3 separate regions of the Homo sapiens genome follow, and all the other regions are linked to region 1. A link is a loop called in an ENCODE intact Hi-C map of the cell type or tissue named here. Cell type or tissue: IMR-90. All regions are shown on one strand. Region 1 has its middle 42 kb from the start of PRICKLE2. Region 2 has its middle 100 kb from the start of PRICKLE2-DT. Region 3 overlaps LOC105377123 (a long non-coding RNA gene).

Region 1 (8,000 bases):
GTTCCACGCACACATGGCGCCTTTTTTTGTTTTCTTTTTTAGAAGAGCAATTCACCAAACAGGTATTCCCAATATCACAGTAAGAGAACCACTGCTAGAAGGCAACATGAGTAAGTTTTCAAAATGTGTTTAAACAAAGTCCAAAGTGCCTTCTTGGACATTACATCACTTGTACCCGAAGGAGAAAGGGTCGACATGAACATACCATTTTACAGATAATGAAGCTGAAGCTCATGAGGTTAAGTGGTCTGTCCTGTATCCACAATTCTGCAGCAATTAAGCAAGAAAAATCATTCCTGGTCCATGTGCCCCAAAGACTAGGAGAAATCAGGTCAGGCCAAGGGAGAATCAGGCAAGAAGCTTAAATGAGGCTTTGTTCAGTCTCTGCCTCTCCTCTTTACAATATTCCCTTTGAGTTCACTTTCCACAGGATTACACTCAGAATGGGGGGATATACAGAGAATGCAGGAAGGGCTGCAAGTGAGCTCAGGCCTTGAGCATTAGGAAATGGCTTCAACTTTCTGGGGCTGTGTAGGGTGAGGTCTTGTGAAAGGATCCTGTGGGAGGCATTATGGATTGGAGGCAAGAAAGTGGCACCTACATCCAGGTAGAAAGGGCCCTTGATGGAAACATAACTGTCTTAAGAATTCCAAAAGCTGCAGGAATTAAAAGCACTTCACAGTCAATCAGCCTTATCTTGGGTCATCTTGGTTCAGAACTTAAAGAACCCAAGGCAAATGAGCTGAACACTCCTCAAGTTGTTGCCACGAGGGCCTCTGCCCCATGTGGTCTCCCTCAATTCCATCACAGTGGATTGTCTAAATGGGGACCTCATGGACTGCTGTCTACAGAATGCCAGCATCCTAGAGAAGCAGGCTTCGGCAGAGTGGCGGCAGGGCAGTGGGAAGGGTGGTTACTGAGTATAAATTATAAAGAGAAGACCGCCCACCCCACCCCCCACTCCACAACCCGCCAACAATCCACCAAGAGCAAATGCTTGAGAGCACAGGCTGCATTTAAGAAGCATCCCAGGTAGATGCTTGGAATTAGACAGTTGTAGGTCCAGGTCCCCCGCATGGCCACTTGGTAGCCTTGTGTCTCAGGGGAGTTACCAAACCTCTTTGAGCTTATCCTTCATCATCTGTGAAATAGGCTGGCTGATGGCACCAACCCTCATAGGGTTGTCGTAAGGGTTTTTCAGTAATAAAGAGCAAACAGCGACGTGCTTCTCAAGATAAAGTCCAGAGTTCCACCTGGATATTTCTTAAATGCAGATTTCCAGGTCATACTACAGACCTATGAAATAGACTCCCTGAAGGATATCCCTATGCACTATAAAGTCTGAGAAAGACTGGTAAGACGTTAAGTCTGTGCTTGGCAAAAGCTCAGTAAGTTAACAGGCATCATTCTGTTTACTGATGTTATCATTTATAATATGGCAAGATGAGACCTCTTCTCCAGCCTGGACAACTTAGTGTTCAAAATTAGAATTTATCTAACATCCAACTCAACAGATGTTTGCTTATCCCCAGAAGCCTGAACAGAGCCTCAATCATCAGAAAATATAAAACAAAACCAGTGACTAATTACAGCAGCCTGGGTGAATGCAGAGTAACCTTTTGCAAATGTTCCCAAGAGATCAAATAGTAGCTGTTTTAAAGAAAAAGTAGTAAGAAGCAACCTTTGAAAGATGTGATAAGCAATGTCACGTATACGCTCCCTGTGGATTGGCATCTTGCCTGGGAAGATGCTTTGTGAAGAGGGAGAGACCCTAGTGATAGGTACAAGGATTTCTCTACACAGGCTGGCTGTTAAAAGTCAAATATGAAGCAATTCTCAAAGGCCTCTGGGCTAATCTTGCAGGGAGATCATTCATGAGTTTTCCCAGACATTGAGTCCCACAGTACCTGCGTCTGTTCCCTCCGCTACCCCTACATCTTCCATTCTTCTGGAAGTTGTCCAGATTACAATCTTTGCAAAAATGAGCCTTCCTTTGCTGGTCACACAGAGGAGCAGGATATGAAAAAACATCACCAACAAAACAAAACAAAGCAAAAAGAAAAACAAAAAACAAACAAACAAAAAAAACTGAATGGCAATCAAATGCTAAGTATCCCAGAAAAGAATTCCTCACCATTCAGATTTTGAGAAAATAAAAAATATCAAAGAAACTTTTTTGGAACATCACATTTAAACCTCAATACAATTTCCATAAAGTCTCATTATATTCAACTAGGATTACCATTCTGTGTTTTAGTAGCTAAAAAAAATCATTCCCTCTGCTTCCTCTCATTGACATCAGAATATCGCACAGAGTTTATATTCACCTAGCGCTCTCCTACTTTATGATAGTGATAGGAAGTGCTTAATGTGACTGAGTACTTTTCAGGAAAGATTAAGAAAAACAGCCTGGGGAGCACAGCATCTCTGAGATTTGGTTTTCTAAATTATTTTTAAAAACCCACAGATCTCTGCATACACAGCTACACAAAGCAGCACGCATGTCCCTCAGTTGCCTCTTACCGTCTTTTCATTGCCCATTTTCTATATTGTTGATGTACTTCAGGGCAAACCCAACACAAGACCACTTAGCCTGCTCTGCAAACAGCTCCACAAAGACCATAAATGTCACCACCAAATTGGTGAGTGCTAGTTCAAACCTTTGCACCTCTCATTCCTCGACACATCTGTGTCCCTAAGGATAACAATTCTGGCTTAAAAGAAATCTTGGGAAAAGAAGCCAAGAGTTTTTCCTGTTGAAGCTAAGTGGGAGGAGGCTAGTGGGGAAGTGGGCTCGATAAAACTGTCTCAAAAATAAGTTCCATCTTAAGCTCACAGAGGGAATGAGAGAGTTATTTCAGTTTCTTAAATGGAAGTACAACCCCGAAAATAAAAAATAAAAGGCTTGTTGATGCAGAGGCTTGAAAGCCTGTGTGAGATTGAGGGTATCACTGAGGAAAGACTGCCTTGTAACAGAGCTTTCTTGTATTACACCCAAAGCTGTGTACCATCTGAGGCTGATTCAGGAAAATACTCAAATCTCCTGGTAATTTCCTGCAGACAGGACGTTTAATCATCTCCAAGCCTCCACCGCAAAAGAAAAAAAAAAAAGCTAAACCAAATGATTCACACTCTTAAAACGAATCTGCCTTCAGAAGAAGAACGGTTTTCTGGTCTTGAAAAGCAGCCACAATTTGTTATTCTAACAAAGTGTTCCTTTCCTCCAAACAGAAATAAAAGTTGCTCAAGGAGGGCTTGTCCTGATTTCTGTTCTGCATTTCTTGAAACTTCCATCCAGTCAACAGTTTCTCCTGGCAGGTTCTCAGAAATCCAGAGAGAGCTGGGTAGTCAGTGACTAAGAACACAGGATCATTTTTATATGCCTCCCTAACCCCCACTTTTTGGCCCCATGGGAAGATGCTTTATTGTAGGATGAGCAGAATCAGCTGCATATATAAATTCTTCACTGCCCAGCTCACTTGACACCTTTATCTGAATTGCCCAACAGGCTGGGAAGATTTGGCAATTGATGATTTGAAAAGGAAAGGCCCAGATCTTCCCCAAGTGGTATTTGTTCTGTCTGTACAGACAGGGCCATGTCCATGTCTCTAATTACTCAACTAGCTGCACAGATAAAAACATTTGCGTACAGAAAGCAGGGAACTCAAAGTATACAAATGATTCACACCACCTAAACAACTGCAAATAAAGGCCGGCCCAGCAAAATAAGGGCTTCTAGAAGCCAAAATAATTTAATATGGGCGGAAATGGAATTTGGCAATCCACACATCAGACTCTGCTCCAATTTTGGAAGGCATGTCTTCCAGCTGCCTCATCTTAAAAAAAAAAAAAAGTAAACTGACCCTCTGCATTCGATTCTCAACCTCTTGCTTAGGTACACACAAGTGAACAGATGGGTGGGGGGAGCTGAAACCTCATCTTTTAAATCTTACCCAGCACCTACCCACAATCTTTCCTGATTATTTTGGTTTTAAAATTTCCCAGGGCACGGCTGCCCAGGCACTCCAGATTTGTAATCCCAACCTTCACCAAGTCCTGACTCTTCCAGCATCTGAGAGGGTGCATTTGGCAACTTGGAAAGTAAGAATTAACTCTCTCATCTCCAAACTATACACTCCCCCATGTAGAGCTAGGAAGGGCTAGGAGAAGGGCCCTCTCCACCTACCCCAATTCAGAAAGAACACATTAACAAATCCAGAGTTGCTTCATTACCGAAGTCCACCAAGAAGCAAAGAAATGGATTTTTAAAGTTCTGGGAAAATAAACAACTTTTATCTTTTCGGGGATATAAGCTCAAAATATAAAGGTATGTGGGAAGAAGTAAGTCATGTTTTAAAGTAGATCTTCCTGGAGATGTTAAGAAATATTTTGAATAGAAAATAACTAGGTCATTAACAGTAAATACCTTTTAAATATTTAGGGGAAAATGAATTCTAAGAGAATAAAGGCTATTTAAAAAGCAAGTCCAGGGATGTTTTCATGTTCCCTCTTAAGTAGTCCTAATACAATAATACCACCATCGCCTCGTGATATTATGATTACCATTGCTGGTTAATAAAGTGGCTGCGCGAAAGGTGGCTGACACTCAGACCCTCAGTTCACCAGGTCCCCACCGCGGGGCTCCTGACTTCCCAGCGTCTGGGTGGCAAAGCGCATCTCTCCCAGAGCTTAGTTTCCAGCTGCAAGGCCCCTTTTTCAGGGGAGCTCCTGAAACCAGGAGCAAACATGCCCCTGCGCCGCCCTCTGTGCTCCCCGGCTATGGGGGGGCCACTTACCCGGCTTAGCCTTGCATTGCTCCGACGCTGCGGCGCCTCTGCCGGCCCGGGAAACTGCGGGGGAGCCGGGGAAAGGGGGTTGGAGACCCAGGGGCAGGGGTAGCGGCCGCAGCTAAGGAACCCAGCGGGGCGTCGGCAGCCAACTGCCCGGAGCCGAAGGGGGCCCTGCAGGGGCTCCGCACAAGGCAGGTAACATTCCTGGGGCGGCAGCTGCTCTGTGCGCAGCTCCGGATCCAGGAAAATCGCTCAGGTCCTGGGGAGAGGAGCTCCAAGCTCTCTGGGCTGCCTCCCGGCTGCTTAAAGGGACACCTCCCCACCTCCCACTCAGCTTATTGGTGAAAATCTCGAGCCACAGGCCAATCCTAGGCCTGTTCCCAAATTGAGATTTCAATCAAGGGAGCTACTACTTTAAAATTAGAAAGGGCTAATGGAGTGCTGAGCCACCTTTCAAAAGCAGAAGGACACAGGCTCTCTGGCCCTCACACCAGAGGTCCTGAGAGCTGGCAGTGGCTGGAAGAGAAAGATTCGACTGTGCCACGCACACAAGGAACAGGGGGCATGCTGGAATCCTAGGCTTCACCCCTCCTGTGCCCCCCTCAACCCACTGCTGTCCTTCAAGGCTCATCCAGTTTATCACAGACACTGGAGGCCTTCGTGGCTCTCTGCTCTTGGTGCTCCTAAAGCCTTTGCTTATGTCTCTTTTCAGCCACTCATCACATTTTCACTTTTTTGCTTAATCTGTCACTCCCTTTACACTGTAAATTCTACCTAGGTAGGAATGTTTTTATCAAGACATATCACTCCCTACCTGGAACGTCGTGAGCTCTCAGTAAATGTTTGTTTATTGATTGAATGAATGAATACACAAAAGAATGAACAATGGAAATATGTCCCATGTTGGCTATGCCAGTACAATTGTTAATTAAGAGAGTAGTCAAAAGGCCAGGCATTAATTTCACACAAAACTGTGTTCATATATGGACTCTCCCTCTTACAGGTAGGTAACCTGCATTTTAGTTTCCTTGTCTGTAAAGCATGATCATGAAATTTACCATCTCATAGGGTTGTAGTAAAGATTGCATGAGCTCATGTTTAGTCCAGAGGAGGCACTCAGTCAATAACCTCGGACAACTGAACAGTCAATAGCTGTTGTTATCACTGCAATTAAAATACATTTGCTGGAGATTTGGACTGAGTCTGACTGCTGATCTGACTTTGTAGTGAGCACAGTTATTAATGAAACAAACGTGAGTTAAGTGCCAGCTCAGTGCCAGGCCCCATGCCAGGTACTAGGATCATCAATGAAAGATAAAGTCCTTGACCACAAGTAACCCATAGTGGTGGCAGGCGGAGGAGGGGAGAGAAGGAAACAGACGAAGTGAATTATGCTAAATGATATACAAGCAAAGACATATGTAAAGGAATGTTTATTGTAGGATAGTTTATAAGATCAAAATAACTGAAAACATAATTATCCAATAATACAGGACGTTAGTAAATTATGATACATCCATATGATAGAATACTATACAGTCATGAGAAAGAAGAGGAAGAACTAAGTGCACCAGTATGCACTGAGCTCCTCAATACATTGCTAAGTACAGTGCAGATAGTAAAACATATTTCTGCTTGCACAAAACATCTTCATGTATTACGTATGTGCACATACATATGCTGTATATGCAAAAAGTACTTCTAGAACCATGCCTAAGAAAATGATAAAGGTTGTTGTTACTGACAAGGTGATTTGAGGCCTAGGCAGATCTAAGAGGATAAGGACACTAACGTTTCATCATATGTCCTTGTATATTATTTGAACCTTTTACCATGAGCTTGTAACAAGGTCCTGGTTCTGGCAAAATGGCAAATGATGACAACCTGAAAATTCCAACTCTTCAAATACCTAGACATGCTAGATAAAATATAACAAAAATTATTTTAAATGCCTAGCTGACTCACAATAAAGAAAGGAAGGCTGGGCACGATGGCTCACACCTGTAATCCCAACACTTTGGAAGGCCACACCAGGAGGATCATTGAAGCCGTGAGTTCAATATCAGACTTGGCAACATAGCAAGACACCATCTCTACACAAAATAAAAAACTAACTGGTTGCAGTGGTGTGCACCTGTAGTCCTAGCTACTTAGGAGGCTGAGGTGGTTGGTTCGGCCCAGGAATTCAGGGCCACATTGAGCCATGAGGGCACCAATCTACTTCAACCTGGGTGACAGCATGAGACCTTACATAAAACAAAAAAAAACAAAAAAAACAAAAAAAAAACCACAGGAAAATACCAAGAAATAAAGAGGTAATTAAAAACAAGAGTAAGAAGCATGCAAAGTTATGCTGTGGCTATGAGAGAGAGGGAAGAGTGGTTGGTGGCAGACAAAAGGGTTGTCTTGGTTCCCTAGGGGCTAGGATTGTAATGCCCACACAGGAGACAGACAGTGCCTTGGGACAAAGAGAAGCAGGAAGCTGTTACAAGACCTTTGTAGAAAGCCAAAAATATTCACTGAGGGCTGCACCTTCAATGAACAAATAGATTGGAAAAATTGACAACCACCTAGGTAAAACTTGTCTGTCTCTACCTGTATTGTGGGTGAGAGGGAAATGTTTTAACTGAGAATGAGAAATCCTAGGGCTGTGCCTTTCATGAGATTCTAGGAATAACAAAAGTCAAAATCAGGAAGCTCTGACTAAAAAAATTAATATTAAAATTAGTCCTGTTCGTGACATGCCAGGAATGCCTTATAGAAACAAATGAAGATTTCTCTGGCCACTTCTACAACCCAGGCTACAACCAATCCCACAAGCATGAGATCCCAACGGTAAATTATACAACATCCAAGAAACTGATGTTACAAGTCAACAAATAAAAGAATAAGAGGCTCAAGAATTACAGGTCATAAAACAATTGACATTCTGAAAAGAAACATGGAATGAGAAAGTTTATAAGGATTTAAAACACTGAAGCTAAAATTGAAACCCTTAAAAAGAACAAGACATGATGACTACTCCTCTCCATAGATCCACTAAAATTAAAAACTCAAAGGACAGGTTAAATAGATACTAGTAAAGCAAGAAACGTAGATCTCACGACACTACACAAATAAAGCACAAAAGGATAAAGAGTTGAAAAATATCTGAGAGATAAAGAGATATGGAGAATATAATGAGAAGGCCCAACGTCTGTGTAATAGGAC
Region 2 (8,000 bases), 76 kb after region 1:
GAATTTTACTCCAGGAAATATATCCAAGAGAAAAGAAAACATATGTTTATGCAAAAACCTATATATGAATATTTATGGCAGCATTATTCATCATAGCTGAAAAGCAGAAACAACCCAAATGCCCACCAACACTTGAATAAACAAAGTGTGGTATATCCATCCAATGAAATATTATTCAGCAATAAAAAGGAATGACATATTGATACAGGCTCCAACTTGGTTGAACCTTGAAAACTATGCTAAATGAAAGAAGCCAGTCACAAAAGACTGAATATTGTATGATTCAATTTATACAAAATGTCCAGAATAGGCAAATCCATAGAGAAAGAAAGTAGATTGGGGACTGCCTAGGGCTCAGGGACGGAGAGGTGGAGGGAAAAGTGAATGCTAATCTTTTTTTTTTTCTTTGAGTTGGAGTCTTGCTCTGTCACCCAGGCTGGAGTGCAGTGGTGCCATCTTGGCTCACGGCAACCTCTGGCTCCCAGATTCAAGCAATTCTCCTGCCTCAGCCTCCTGAGTAGCTGGGATTACAGGCACCTGCCACCACACCTGGCTAATTTTTGTATTTTTAGTAGAGAGGGGGTTTCACCATTAGTCAGGCTGGTCTCAAACTCCTGACCTTGGGTGATCCTCCCACCTCGGCCTCCCAAAGTGCTGCGATCACAGGCATAAGCCACTGTGCCTGGCTGTGAATGCTAGTCACTGGGTGATAAAAATGTTCTGGAGTTAATGGTGACAGTTGAACAACCACGGGAATACACCAAAAAACGTTGAGTTGTATACTTTATATGGGTGAGCTGTATGGTACGTGAAATATATAATATCTCAATAAAGCTGTTGGATAAAAATAAGGGCCTAGGGCCACTTCCATTATTTACCCATCCTAAAGACAGTTCTAATGATTCAGGTCAGAGGCTGGAGCTCAGTCGCTCCCCTTAAGCCTGGCCCAGCCCCACTTCTGTACCTGCCTGCTGTTAAAAACAGAAATATTTTTATTCTTGAGGAAAAATGAATATGATGATGAGTGGCCAGGCAATGAGGTCCCTCCAGGCCCTGGGCTATAATTAACACAGCCACCAGCTCTGAAGCCAGTTCTCCCTGGAATTTTCTAATACTCTCTATGGAAGAGTCAAGCTTCTAGTTTGGTCCCCCTTCCCCAAGGGGGCAGAGAAGCCAGCAAGCCAACTGAGCTTGTGTCTTGGTCTCTAAATAAGAACAATTCAGCCAAAGGAAGATGGTTGGGAGAGAAGTGATTGTTAATGTAGTACAAGTGTGACACTGAATTTCTCTCTTTCTCCTCACCTAATGAGATTTTCATTTTAATTAGGCTGACTCCATCCGCCATCTCTTCTTAAATCCATATACTAATAGAACATGAGATTGCATCCCAATCCAAACTTTCTATCTGGATGGGTTTGAGCAGCAAATAATTTAGAGAAGTTAGACTGTGAAAGGATCTTACTTGTCTAATAATTTAATTAGCCGAGATATTATGGGCAATTTACACTTCACTGATGACATCCCCCACTGCATGAGTTAACGCAGGGGAAGAGCGCTTTAGCAAAACGCTAGGAATGACATTTTCATATACCCCTGAGATTCCAAGGACATCAGCTCACCAGGAAAAGCCAGACAGAAATCTACATGCATGACTCAAAGTAGTCAGTTCCCACTGGTAGTTACTCATGTTGCTTCGGAGGAAAGAAGACTCTCAAATATCGAGTTTAACATAAATACGTCTGTTCCCTGTGTACTTTCCAAATTTTAAATGCTGCAAGTTCTTTCCAGACCTCTAGCTAAAAGGAAAAACAAGGTTAATTGCTCCGACCCCCGCAAAAGACCAGTGCAGACTAGCAAATACGTACATACACAAACACGCACACACAGAGCAACTTGCTCTAATTGTTTTGAGAGGGGTGCAGATTTCTCATGGAGAATCTGGCAAGCTCGCCTGCTGTGTTCCACAGCCATTTCCAACCCCGTGGACTTCTCCTCTCATTTTTTCAGTCAGTACGTAATTTAGACCTGCGAGGATTTAAACTACAGGGCTATAATTTGTTATAATGTGCGTTTCTTTACTTTCTCTCTTTTTTTTTTTTTTTCAGGACAGTTCTAAACTTCCATGGCTCTTATGAATTAAATGAAGATGTAGTAAAGACCTTAAAATGAGGCCTAAAGGAAAAAACAAAAATTCTTCCTCCTCCAGCTCCAGTTGGAGTTCCGAATGACTTCCTAATCCTGCTGTTTCTGGGCCAACCACCCCCACCTTTCTCTATTCCTTTCCTAAGAACCAACTGCATCTCAGCCTGTTCTTTCTTGGCTCTGCCAGAAGGGAGCCCTCCTGCATGCCTGGGACCACCCACAGACTGCTGGCTCTGTTTGGACAGGAGGACCCAACTGCAAAGAGGGAACATCTTGCCTGTTTCCAAAAGGGGGGTGAGTCACCTTGGTTCAAGCAGTCAGCTCTTAGCAGCAGTTACACACTCCCACCCTCACCCCCATGGCCTTACATGGCCAGAGTCTAGGTGGCATCTAGAATAGGGATGTCCAAGTGGCAGCTGATGGACCAATGCTTGGCTGGCCAGAACATAACTACCCACTGAGGTTTATGAAATACACAGATTTCCAGGGCCCGCCCCCAGAGGTTTTGATGCAGAAGGTCCTGGCATGGTAACTGAGAATCTGTCCGAGGTGACATTGATGGACAGCGAGGCTTGAGACCCACTGGTTTGGAACCAAGATACTCAAGGTAAGGTTCTCAAGGAAGTGAGATAAGGTGGAAATGTGGGAGAAGATGTGTCTCTTAACACCACTATCACAGGAGCCTTTCTGGGTGCCTTTTGAAAGAGGACTCACATACTGGGGTATGTGGAGTTGGTCAGAATAGGGTTTTTTAAAAGGTGAAAACTTTGGAATTGAACAGACTTGGCTTCCAGTTTCTCTGAAACTGACAGACCCAACTTCCAGTTCCTCCTTTGTTATTTAGGTGCTGGGAAATCTTGAACAAGTCTGAGCCTCAATTTCCTCAAATGATAAATGGGAATGGTGAGGCTGAGGATGATAAAGGATAATCACTAACAATTACATTGTGCATACTTTGTGCTGGCCACTGTTCTAATATTACAGACATCCATTTGCTGGGATGTTGAGCATGAAGTCAGATATTTCATATAACATGCTCAGCATATTGCCTTACACATTGTTAAAAAGAAGCTACTGTTATGGTTTTATGTCCTTATTTGTCCAGGAAGATAACTGCCCTTACTGTCTCCTTAGGCAGGATGCAAACTTCCACACCCCTCCAGCCAGCAGTTTCCTGGCCATGCAGCCCCCTCTCCCACCCCATCCGTGATCTAGTTTCTCATGCTGTCCCTATAACATACACCTTAAGGTTCTAGCATGAAAGGCCCTGGTTAAGATAAAACTGTTCTTATGGAATAAAATACTTTCCTGTTAGACTTCAGATATAATTTATTTTTCAGACCAATTACTTAGCAGGATCCTAAAGAGTTTAGGATAAAAAAAGAATACAAGGGAAAGCAGAAGTCAAGAGTGTAAACTGGGGTAAAATTTGCATATCCTTTCAAGTTAAGGATCTTCATCTTAGGATCATAGACACGTTGGAAAACCTATTATAATCCATGCACTCTCTCGCCAGAAAATCCTATGTGGGCATGTGCACATATAAAATATTCTGCATATAACTTCAGGAGATTCATTACACTGATGCCCATCAATGGATGCCCTTGGGAAATTGTGGCCTATAAGTTGAAAATCCAGCCTTTTAGTTCAAGGGTTAGCAAACTCTTTCTTTTCAGGGTCAGATAGTAAATCTTTTTAACTCTGGAGGTCATATGGTCTCTGTTACAACTACTCAGTCCTGCCACTGTAACGCAATAGCTGCCACATATGATAATGAAACAAATCACATGGCTGTGTTCCAATGAAACTTTATTTACAAAAACGGGCTACAGTTTGCTGACCCTTGCTTTGAGTTTTGGTATGCCACCATGAGTCATTACCCATTCAGGGAACATGTAGGGCCCCAGGCTTCCACAGAGTACAGTCTGACAAGAATGCTTTCTTCCCTGCAAGCTCCCCCAACAACCCTCTGCCCCCCTGCCCCTCCACCACCCCAGGCTTGGCTAAATACCTTCACAGCTTAGTAGTCTAGATTTCTAGGACTATGGCAGCTTCAAGGAGGTCTTGCTTCTCTCTCATTTAACTCTCTCCCCAGACCCTAAAAGTATCATGCCCTCTAAGCTGTTCTCATTAAAATCTCCTTCTATATAAATGAACCTAACGTCTAAACAGCAATGTTTTCATCCCTTGAAAATGCAGCTGCACATACATTTACAAGATTCGAGTGGAAGTGCTTAACCTAGGGGTATTGGTTCATCCCAAGTAGGTCTTGAAGGGAATAAAGAAAAAGAATAACATGGCCTAAAAACCTAGAGCAGGCCTGGGTTGTCCTAAGTAATTACATAAATTACTTAAGTGGGGTTACCATAGGTTAGAAAATCGCCTTATTAGTTTTGACAAATTTCATGAGAAAACGCTGCATCTTTAGATGCGGCATGATTAAAACATAATCTGCAGACGGCAGGAAGAGAACAGCCACTCCATTTTCCCCTGTGGTCATGTTTTTTTAAAGAACCTTTTAAATAATAGACACGGTTGTAATCAGATGCTACCCAAAGATAGATATGACATTATTAACCATGGAGAAGAGCCTGTTTCTCATCCCTCCTCTGCTAGATTTGCGCTATCCAACACACAGGATATACATCTGGGCTGATAATTAAACATGTTTAATGTTCATCGTAGCTGTTCTATGGAACGTGTTGCCACAGACTGCCTTTTGTATCCTTAGCTTGGACTTACTCTCGGATGAATGTGTGAGTGGGATGTGGGTGAAGTCACCTTGCCAACCAGACAGAAAGACAAAAATCACTTGATTCAAGAACCGTTTGCAGTTTTTCAGCCCAACTCCCAGCTCTCTTTCTTCATTTCCCAGGAATCTTTTCTTAATGTAAAATATCTTCCTGTTGACATGACAGGGAGAGTGGGGGGAAGGCTGGTTTTCATCCAGAGGAAACTGCTGGCTAAAGAACAGTAACTTGAAGTAGAGGAGTCTGAACCCCAAACCACACATGACAAGATGAGCACATTGAGTGTCCCATTTAGTCTGTGATTCAGATGTCTGAGTTCCTCTTACAGATATCTTCTCAGCTACATCATACAATTAAAAAACCCCCTCCATGACCTAACTATTGTAAATTCTTCAGTTCACTCAATTTAAAAACCTTCCAGGGAGCTTCAGCGTGAACAAGAGGCTATTTTTACAGCACCCCCAGGCATGCAAAGTGTTAGAAAAAAGCATCATCCCTCATGGGTCAATTAATTTAGAGGTCAGCTACCTCACCACCTGAAAAGATATATTTGTCTGTCCTGCAAGCATCTACAACTACAGGCAGACATTGTCCAAAGAATGGTAAACAAAGGAAACTTTTTACCCGATAAACATTTGGTCTTGATACGGGAAGTTCTCTTTTCCCAGTGGAAGCAAATGAAAATGCCACTGTTACATTTTTTCACAGGAGATGAGCCTAAAAGATGCCTTTGAGACACCAACAATCTGTATGCTGCAGGCTTTGGTATTTAACACAAGTGAAAGGGGCTTTGCCCTGCAATGGGAAGCCATGTTTGGTTTTGTTCTTAGAGATCTGTCTGAGTTTCCTAATTAGGAAGACGCCTGGAGAACATCAACAGGTCAAATATTTATTCTCGGAGAAGAGGCCAGGCTCGCCTAACATGCTCTCCCGATGTGTAGGTGAGTCACTTCCAAAGGCAGGAAGGATTACAAGCTGCTGAGTTCACAAATGGCTGCCAAGCTCAGGAGTTAGGGCCTCCTTCCCCAACTGTGCATGCATCACAGCTCACCAACCCACCTGGGGGCTCAGCATGACACAAAGGCTGAGCTCCTGCTCCTGGGGAGGTCAGCTCCAATCACTGGCATTTCAGAAAGCCCAAGAATGTTTGTCTTCCAAAGAGCTAATGCATAAGACCAGTTGGCCTGGAAAGGTTATTACCTTGAAGAATGCTAGGAGTCAAGAAGACAGATAACTGGCACCTATGATGCTAAATCCCCGTTTCCTTGGTTCCAAAATGTTATTCCATCACCCACAATCTGCTCCTTTTCTATTCTCTGCCTCTCTTTCCCTCTTCCTCTCCACCCCACCCCTACACCTTTGCATGAACCCCTTAAGTTCCTTTGAATAAAGCAACACAGCCTTTCCCTCTTGGTCTTTCATCTGTCACTAATTGGGATCAGTATTTTCCAGTTATATAAAGAGTGCCTGTGTGGCTTTATAACATATGCTGACAAATCATTTGGCAAACACTTTCTTTTGTTGCAACAAACTGCACTGTGGAGGACCGTAGCATTGGCAACCAAATATGTACACTCTTAATGAAGCAACAGAGATAAGAAATCCAACTTGACGCTGACTGCAGGCTCTGGGGAGCCAGAATCATATTAAAAAGGAAAATAGTGATCTATTATATAGGATGGATGTTTGTTGGAATGATTTCCAGATGGATCCAGGAGGCTCAAGAAGAGAAATTACTAAAGAATTATGCGAGGTTCACATGAAGGTGCTGTTAAGTCACAATTTATTTAGGAGGAATTTGCCCCAGCCTCATCATGTAATTAAAACCTTATAGAGTGCCTCCTAAAGCAGGATAGTGCACCAGGTTAAATGAGAATAAGAGATTAAAATCACTCTCACTTGAGAAGACATGATGCTTCACTCATTAATTCAGTAAGGATTACTGAGAACCCACTATCTGCCAGGCTCTGTTCTAGGTCCTTGGGATACATCAGTTAACACAAAAAGATTCCTGACCTTGCATTTCGTGAGGGAGGGAGTGACTATATTTAGCAGGGGCAGACAAACAAAAAATAAGTAAATGCTAAATATATTAGAATGTAGTAAGTACTCTGCATAAAGAAAAGCAGTACACTGGGGGAATTGAGCACACCGGGGAAAGAGTGTTAAATTTTAAATAGATTGTCAAAGTAGACCAGGGAACGACTTGAAGGAAGTGAAGGCATTCTAGGCAAAAGGAACAGCTGGTGCAAAGGTCCTGTGGCAGGGGCATGCTCCAGGAACTACGAACAGCCCGGTGTGGCTGGAGCACAGTGGGCCTGAGAGAGTACAGTACTAGATGAGAAATGAAAGAAACTGGGGGTGAAGAAAGGAGCTGTTGATCACATGATGACTGAGGGAGACGGGGGAGCCACTGGAGGGTTTTGATTAGAGACCTGACATGCTTTCCAAGGACCCCTCTGGGGGCTGGGATAGAAGGAATGCTGTTGCTGGAATCCAGGCAAGAGATGACAGTGACCACAATCAGGGTGGTAGCAATGGAAGTGGTGGGAGATGGTCAGAGTCTGTATATATTTTAAGGGTAGAGCCAACAGCACTTCCTGGTGAACTGAGTGTGAGGTGCAAGAGCAAGAGAAGAGTCAAAAGTGACCCCAAAGTTTTTGGCCTGAGAAAAATGAGATAAATGGAATTGTCATCAATTTCTATGGTTGGGATGGGATTTGGGGAGAAGACCAGGAGTCCAACTTTGGCCCTGTTAAGCTTGAGATGTCTGGTAGCCAACGAAGAGGAGACAATGAGGCAGCCACTGACTATGCAAGTCTGAGTTCAGGGAGGTACAAATCTGGGAGTTGGGGGCACATGGAGGATTTAGAGCCATGAGAAGGGTGAGCTCACCATGGTAACAGGCATTTTGTCTACAAAGCCCTCCAAATCCAGAAAAGGTGTTGGATTCTCCTCACTATCCACTTCTGAATCAGAATGCCCCTTAAACAAATGCAACAACAGACAGAAGAGGAGAACCAGCAAACTCTGGCACACATCAATCACAGCCTTGGTCAGCTGAGAATTCAGTAAGATACAGAGTTATGTGAAAGCTTGTGTGAGCCC
Region 3 (8,000 bases), 200 kb after region 1:
GTGTATGTGTGTGTGTGTATGTATTCCTTAAGTCCCATGTCTCTTTGCTTCATTATTTCAACATCTTTTCTTTTTAAAAAAATTCACTTTGATTCCAGATTCATGACTTTGGTGTCTGATTCAACAAAACTGGTCTAAAAGCCCTATTGCACCATACACCCTAGAAATGTGGATGAAACTACAATTCCCCTAGTTTAACCTCTCATTTTACTCATGAGGCAATACGGCTAATACGTGGCTAAAAATTTTAGCCTTGAAAGGGGCCTCAGAAATTAGCTAGTCTTTGTAAAACCCTCGTTGTTGCTAGAAACCTCAGAGATTTAGGAAACCTTTTTGTTATTTGATTTGATTTTTACAAAAACAAAAAACAAACAAACAAACAAAAAAACCCAGGACCAAAAACAAAAAACAAAGGAATTCAAACATTTAATTAGTCATGTTAATTTGTTTTCCTTTCCCTCCAAGCAATCTCCAGGCATTACTAAAATGCTCCCAGGTATTTCCTAAAACAGGTTTACCTCCACCCAGCCCTGTGAACCTCAGCGTTGTCTTGTATCAGTTGCTAGGTAACTGAGGAAGATTTATGCACATCTATTGTTAATTTTAAAGACAATTTTCAGCTCTGCCATAAACATCAGTAGAAGCAGACACCACACTTGCACTGAGACATTCCTCTAGCCTTCCCTGAGATGGGGCATTCCAGGGCATGTCTACAAAATCCAAAATATTCTGGTTTTTTTTTTAAAAAAAAAAAAAAGGAAAATGCTGGTAAATTCCCAGCTGTCTGCAAAAACAGTTCAGCAAATTTGAGACATTTGGGCCCATCTCCAGTACCCTCTTGTGCCAAATCTATTATAAGTTTTATTCAAAGAGTATCATCTGCCCTCCCAGTTTGCCTGCATTTAATTGTGCATTTCAAGTTTGCCCAAAATTTAATATTGTGCTTCTCTCCCCCATTCTTTCCAGCAGCACCAAAATTTAGTCTTCTGTATCCCAGAAGCATCTGCAAAATTATTTCTCAACCCAGTGGTTTCATTACTTTTTAAAGGGTTCTTGTTAAGCCCAACAACCATTTATACTGGTTTTGACCAAATGTATGGATTTTGTTGCCACTGTTTGGGTAAGTGATGGGAGGGACCCAGTTTATATGATGGGCACCCAAACCAATGTTTTATAGAGTGATCATAATTATAATGACCCTTGGCTTGTGGGAAGCAGTTCATGTCTTACTACAAGCTTCCCGGGGCATTCCATCATCAGATTCTCACCACAACCCCGTAAGAAGCATGTTTCGTGGCATCGTCATTCTAGCTTAGATGACTTCCTGACTTCAACACTGCTAGCTGGTGGTCTGGCCTTGCCTCCTCCTAACTCATCCTCTATACAGTCTCCAGAGAGGTCGTTCCAAATGGAAACCCAAACATGCCAGTCTCCTACTTAAAATCAGCCTGATGTTTCATGGTTCACATTTGCAACATGGAAGAGAAGGGCCTCTGTGATCTAGCCCCTGTCTAACTCTTCAGCCTTATCTCCCGTCACTCTTCCCTCACATTTTTTATCCCGGCTGTGCTGCCTTTTATATAGTTCCCTGCACACCATGCTGTCTTCTTGTCCCTGGGTCTTTGTTCATATGGCTTCCTCTGCCAGAGATACCCCACCATGTAATTATTACACTAATGCCCAATACCAAAGCATTCTCTGACCCCATCTCTGTCTCACACCTGAAGAGTTAGATGCACTCTCCTGTGCTTCCAGAATACTCAACGCATATCTCATCAGTGCATCTATGGAATTACTTTATAATTATCTGTTCATCTGTCTGTCTTCTTCTAAACCTAAAACTAAGTGTTTGAGTATTTTCCCAGGGAGTGCTTATACCATCTTCTTCCTCTGAGTATCTCCCAAGCCTAGCACAGTGCCCAGCACATCATGAGCATTAGTTGGTGGCAGGAAGGGAGTAAAAGGGAAAGGGAGGGAGATCATAAGAGGGAGGCCAATAGCACCATTGGCCTGATTCCACAGATAAAGCAGCCCAGCCTCCAAGAAATTCAATGACCCAGGCAACACAATTAGCAAGTGGAATAGCCAGCATTTGAATGGGAGAAAGATCCTTAGAAATAAGTGAACACAGGCCGGGCGTGATGGCTCACGCCTGTACTCCCATCACTTTGGGAGGCCTAGGCAGGCGGATCACGAGGTCAAGAGATCGAAAATATCCTGACCAACATGCTGAAACCCTGTCTCTGCTAAAAATACACACACAAAAAAATTAGCTGGGTGTGGTGGCATGTGCCTGTAATCCCAGCTACTCAGGAGGCTGAGGCAGGAGAATCACTTGAACTCGGGAAGTAGAGGTTGCAGAGAGCCGAGATAGCACCACTGCACTTCAGCCTGGCGACAGAGCAAGACTTTGTCCCCCCCCCAAAAAAAAAAGAAAGAAGTGAATACATCCTTTCATACAGCGGAGAGAGCTTCTGTTTGCATACCTGCAGGGATGGGCTGATCACTGCCTCTCCAGGCAGCCATTTTCATGGATGGTCAGCTAGGCTATGAAACAGTTCATTCTCTGGAGGTGCCAAAGCCAGTTTCCCAGTGATTCGCATCAGCCCGGTTTCACTTTTGTCTTCTGCTGTTAGACATTTCCTCTTGTCAGAGCAGAAACCTCAGACTTCATATTCTGTGGATAAATCACCCTCGAATTGCTCCCCCCTTCCTCAATCACCGCCAAAAAATGCAAAAATAACCAGATTCTTAGCCTAAACACAAGCACTTTCCATGTACTATCTAATCCAAACATCCCAAAAACACAAGTTTAAAAACATGCTGGAGATCACACAGCTAAAAAGTCACAAATCAAGCCTAGACCCCAAGGGGTCTAACTCCAAGTTCATGGACTTAACCACCTCACAATATTCTTGCCTGTCTGAGCCCTTTAGCTATTCAGCAGTGAAAAGCTAAGCAGATTAAAAGCACATAATTCTCTCTCTCTTTCCCTCTCTCTCTCTCTTCCTCCCCTCCCCCTCTTCCTCCCTCTAATACTGGGTTTATGAAGACCTAGCAGACCTCTCTCCTCTGAGGATTATTTTTCAAAATGAGTTTCTTTCTCATCCCCCCTCTCATCCCAAGCCCCATCAGAGGAAGAAAGATCGCTGGGCTGCTGGCTGTGCACATACTGTGTTATTCATGGGGTACGCACCAGGATGGGCCAGCTCATTAGGTTCAAAGCCTCAAATTAATTTTACATTACTGTCCCCAGAGGTGAAAGGTCATTTTTTATCTTCTTAGCCTTATCCACCACCCGGGATGAAATTGGATCTTTAGGAAGGAGGGGACCCTGCTCCCTATTGTACCAGCTGTTGATGCTTCTCTTCTTTGTTGTGAGTGAAATCGCACACACAGAGCTGAGATTTAAAACACACACACACACACACACACACACACACACACACAAACAAAAAAAACACCAGAGGTGGTTTTTGTTGTTGTTGTTTTGAGGCAGGGTCTCACTCTGTTGCCCAGGCTGGTGTGTAGTGGCATAATTATAGCTCACTGCAGCCTCATACTCCTGGGCTCAAGTGATCCTCCCACCTCAGCCTCCTGAACAGCTGGGACTAGAGGTGTGCACCACCACACCTGGCTAACTTTCAAACTTTTTGCAGGGATGGGGTCTCGCTATACTGCCCAGGCTGGTCTTAAACTCCTAGCCTCAAGCAATCCTGTTGTTTCTGCCTCCCAAAGTGTTGAGATTACACACTGAGCCATTGCATCTGGCTGGCGTTGTTAAGTAGGAACATTTTGTAAATTACGGAGCAGAGTAATGATTGAGAGGCTGGTACTGAGTGTGTTGAGAAAGCTAGAGACTGAAACGGACTGCTATTGCCAGGGTGAAGCTGATGCAAACTAGAAGGTGGGAGGCCCTCTTAAATCCTTCAATTTTGCCTTCTCCCTCTGGTGCCTCCTAGTGGCAGAACCAAATGTGGCACCAGCTGGTCGGGAGAAATGGCAGCCCCAACCACTGCATCACAAAACAGTGGTTCGTGGGCCCTGGGGTGAGGGACAACAGCTTAATAATTGGTACTTGCAATCATGTCTATATCAAAGATGTGTTTTAATAACAATTAGGCTGGTTCATGGAGGCTCTGGTGGGTTTGGAGTGGCCCACGTTCATGGGACGTTCCAAGCATGGTCCCAATAACCTCCCAAATGATGAGAGGAGCCACCCCCCAACAGAGAGAGGCTTGGTTTCCAGGTTGGGCTGCCCCAGTTAGACTGAGCTGGATCAAAATTGCAGGGTAGCCCTGGCTGGATCAAAATTGCATTGACGAGGGGAAGAAAGCAGCATTGAACCCTGCCTGCTTGTATTCACAGTAGCTATTGTCTCACCCACAATGGTGTAATCAGAGTGAACACACTGACCAGTGTTTGCTTTCCCCCTCCCCAGCCTTCTCCCAACATTTTCTCCCAGCTCGATGAAGAGGTTTGGCATTCAAAGGATGGGGATGGTGTGTAGTACCGCAAGAGTGATGGGCAATCCCTGGGGAGTAGAGGAAACAGAATCTTCTCTTCATAGCTCCAAGAGCTTCTACACGATGGATGCCCTGCCGAAGGATGAGTTGCCATGCAGCTTTGGAAGACAATACTGTCAGAAAGAGGCAGAATCTTGCCCTTTCCCAAAGCAATGCCCATCAAAAATGCCCCATGAATATCTTGGAGCCAAGTGGCATTCCTTAAAGACAGCAGCTGCCAAACAGCAGGAAAAAGGTCAAGGTAGAAAGGTGGGATTTGGGGGAAGAAAGCAAAATAGAGCCTCTGCAGTTTTAAAAATCAGCTTAATTTCCAATGATATTCACCAGGAAGCTTAATAGACTTAATAGACCCTATAAAGCAGGGCAAAGGGGTTCCATTTATTACACATCATGCTTTCAATTCAGGACTGTTCTTTCTCAAGAACAGAGACTTGGTGGGGCACCCACACCACTAGAGATTAAAGCCCCAGAGTACAACTGAAGACCAGAGCTGGCAAAGAAAGGACTGCTCTAAATCAGGACCCAGCAACCATTCTGCCCACAACTTTTCTGAGTTGAACTGGCCTTGCAGAGGAGGGCAGTGAGTTACCAAATAGCAGCTTGCCAGCCGAACAAGCCCACCTTATCCATTCTGGCCTGGAAAGGGAGAGAAGTTAGAGGTTAGGTCTTTTTGATTTTGGTGGAACACCAATGGCTATGTATTGGGCATCCCTAGCTGGCCAGCTGGTAACTGGTTCTTAGATCTGGTTGAGCTCTGCCCTATAAGGTTCGGTACAGATGTGAAAAGGCTGGTTCCTGGCTTAACATCGGACACAGGTACCCGCAGCCCCTTCAAGGATGATGCAATGAGAACCTGTCATTTTGACTTCTCAACATTCTTTATACCGTCTTCCGGTAAGAGCACCACAAATTCCTGTGGGGAGCCATCTCTTCTTCACTTTCAGCCCTATAACTAAGTGTGGTGCATTGAAATGGATTTTAGGATTTTTATTGAAACCGTCAGGAAGAAAAGAAATCTCTTTTGGTGGCAATGGAAATAGTTTATGCATCAGTCAACTATGGCCACAACAATGCTATATAAAGAGCCCTCATATAGCTCAGCCCCACGTATCAGAAAGTGTTTATTATCATGCTAACAATTTCTCAGATTAGCTGGCATGCCTCTGCTTCCAGCTGCAAGCCTGCATTCAAGTGAAGCAGCTTCTCTCTAAATGTCTTTTTTTTTTTAAAGAGGCTACCTGCAGCATATCCTCATGGTAATTCTACAAGCACAAGAGAAAGCATATGGAAACAGGCAGTTCCTCTTAACACCTAGGCTCAGAACTGGCACGCTGTCATTTACAACCACATTTCTTTGGCCAAAATAGAGTACATGGCTACACCCAACATCAGTGAGATGGCAAATGCACTCTACTGGTGGAAGAGACTACAAAGTCACTGGCAAAAGGCAGGCATGCAGGATGGGTGAGGAGTTGGGAAAAATCACGCATTCACCCCCACAGTGTAAGCTGCCTTTGCTGGTGGCCATTTTGCTATGGGATGGGAAAAGTCTCCCTGAATGAAGCCAACAGGAAGGAAAGTAGAGGCAAGAGATGGAGACTGAGACTTGATAATATTGTTCAAGTCCTTGAATCCTGCTATGTTCTGACTTTTCAATTAAATAATTAAGTCTGTTTCAACTGGTGTCTGTGATTTGCTACAAAAAGACACCTCACCCAACTGTATCAGTCAGCAAACAAGGAAGGTCTAGAGTGTCAAGTCTGAGAGCCGTGGCAGGATTTGAAGGGAAGGCAAGATAGAGCAGCGCGTCCTGCAGGAAGAGCCTAGAAAGGTGGCCAGAGGCAACTGTACGTGGGTTATGGAATGTGGCTGTGCAGGGTGCCCTTGGAAAGCCAGCTGACATGAAGGAAATATGGAAAAGACACTGCATCATTTGAATATTCCGGATCAAAGGAATATAGGGGATCTTGTTTCTCCAGCATCTAATAGATACAAACAACACCAGTGTAGTCCACACTGACATGGCCCATATTGCATAACCCCAAAGTCAGAGCAAAAGTTCTGGAAAAGTGTCAAAGGACTTCTAGGAACATAAGTACTAGAATAAGTCCTTGATCTTGGGATTATTAAAAAAAGAACCAGAGGCTGGGCACTGTGGCTCACAGCTGTAATCCCAGCACTTTGGGAGGCCGAGATGGGTGGATCACTAGAGGTCAGGAGTTTGAGACCACCCTGGCCAATGTAGAGAAACACTGTCTCTATTAAAAATTAAAAAAAAAAAAAATTAGCTGGGCAAGGTGGCACATGCCTGTAGTCCCAGCTACGCAGGAGGCTGAGGCAGGAGAACTGCTTGAACCTGGGTGGTGGAGGTTACAGTGAGCCAACTCTGTGCCACTGCACTCCAGCCTCGGTGACAGAGCAAGACTCTTCCTCAAAAAGAAAAGAACCAGAGTTGGGTGTGGTTGGCTTATTCCTGTAAAACCAGCATTTTGGGAGGCCGAGGAAGGAGGATCACTTGAGCTCAGGAGTTCAAGACCAGCCTGGGAACATAGAAAGACCTCGTCTCTACAAAATGACATATTAAAAAAATTAAGCTTGGCATGGTTGTGTGCACCTATAGTCCTAGCTACTCAGGTGCCTGAGTTGCGAGAATGGCTTGAGCCTATGAGTTGGAGTCTGCAGTGAGATATGATAGTACCACTGCACTCTAGAATGAGAACTTGTCTCTAAATAAATAAATAAAAATAAGGAACCAAAGATTTCAGGGGAGCCGAGGAGACTTTTGGCTTAAGAGGAAGAATCTCTAGGACTCAAACATTTGAGGAGGCTTAGCAGCAACATTCACTACAGCCATTACCACGTATTAAGAACAAGCCATGTGCCAAGCACCAGCCTAAAGATTTGTCATATATTAAAGCATCCAATCCTGCCAATAAACCATAGAAGTAGGTATTTTATGTCCATTTTACAAATGAGAAAAATGAAGTCCGGGAGGTTTCAGACATCTAAGGGCCCTGAGCTGAACCTCTGTCCCGCCCCAAAGCTCTTGCAGTTAACACCAGGCTAGGAGCCTCCCTAATGGATGATTCTTTGTTCTGTCTGACCCTAGAGCTTGGCAGGGACCTTTTAATTAGTACTTCCTTCCTTTGCCCTTTTAATAGCCTTCCGTTCTTTGAAATTTGGGCCCAGCATCAGACTGGAGAGAAAAATATCCTCTCTGTCAAAAACTTTTCTACAGTCTCATTGTAGAGAGCAGTTGTGGCTTCCCCTGCCTGGCACCCAGTCTCCCTTTTTCTGGTAAGAGCAGCCAAGTTTCCTTTGAAAAATCACTTCCCCCAACCTTCAGTCTAGGTGACGGATGTGGGGCTGACCCTGCAGAGCTGATTCTATACCCCTGCTTCTCACCCCAGGGGTAGGCATCTGGGCCATAGTTGCTGATTAGTGCAGTCCATGACCTCAGACAGGCACAGTGTG

What was found. A loop is a pair of places that touch in the nucleus more often than their neighbours do. Peaks named below come from ENCODE experiments on the same cell type or tissue, not always from the same donor. Only the 100,000 strongest peaks of a DNase experiment are listed, where the experiment ranks them.
Region 2: it touches region 1 in a loop (3-fold over the local background); 14 of 110 quality-filtered maps call a loop at or near these places.
Region 3: it touches region 1 in a loop (2.7-fold over the local background); 4 of 110 quality-filtered maps call a loop at or near these places.

The regions. Positions count from the first base shown.
Region 1 is chr3:64,263,103-64,271,102 of GRCh38, forward strand. It overlaps a transcript of PRICKLE2 not described here. Among named protein-coding and RNA genes, the nearest start is that of PRICKLE2, 42 kb to the left of the region's middle. In IMR-90, a CTCF peak has its summit at 4,836; DNase peaks (open chromatin) are centred at 3,179 and 5,109; H3K4me3 peaks cover 3,020 bases; H3K27ac peaks cover 3,025 bases.
Region 2 is chr3:64,339,131-64,347,130 of GRCh38, forward strand. No RefSeq gene overlaps it. Among named protein-coding and RNA genes, the nearest start is that of PRICKLE2-DT, 100 kb to the right of the region's middle. RefSeq lists an enhancer at 5,675-6,256. In IMR-90, no CTCF peak of the experiment used is centred here; DNase peaks (open chromatin) are centred at 1,671, 4,011, 5,861, 6,431 and 1 weaker place; H3K4me3 peaks cover 509 bases; H3K27ac peaks cover 4,267 bases.
Region 3 is chr3:64,459,782-64,467,781 of GRCh38, forward strand. All of the region lies in intron 5 of LOC105377123 (a long non-coding RNA gene), which reads right to left. Among named protein-coding and RNA genes, the nearest start is that of PRICKLE2-DT, 19 kb to the left of the region's middle. In IMR-90, a CTCF peak has its summit at 3,953 (motif pointing left); DNase peaks (open chromatin) are centred at 140, 1,290 and 2,620; H3K4me3 peaks cover 680 bases; H3K27ac peaks cover 1,994 bases.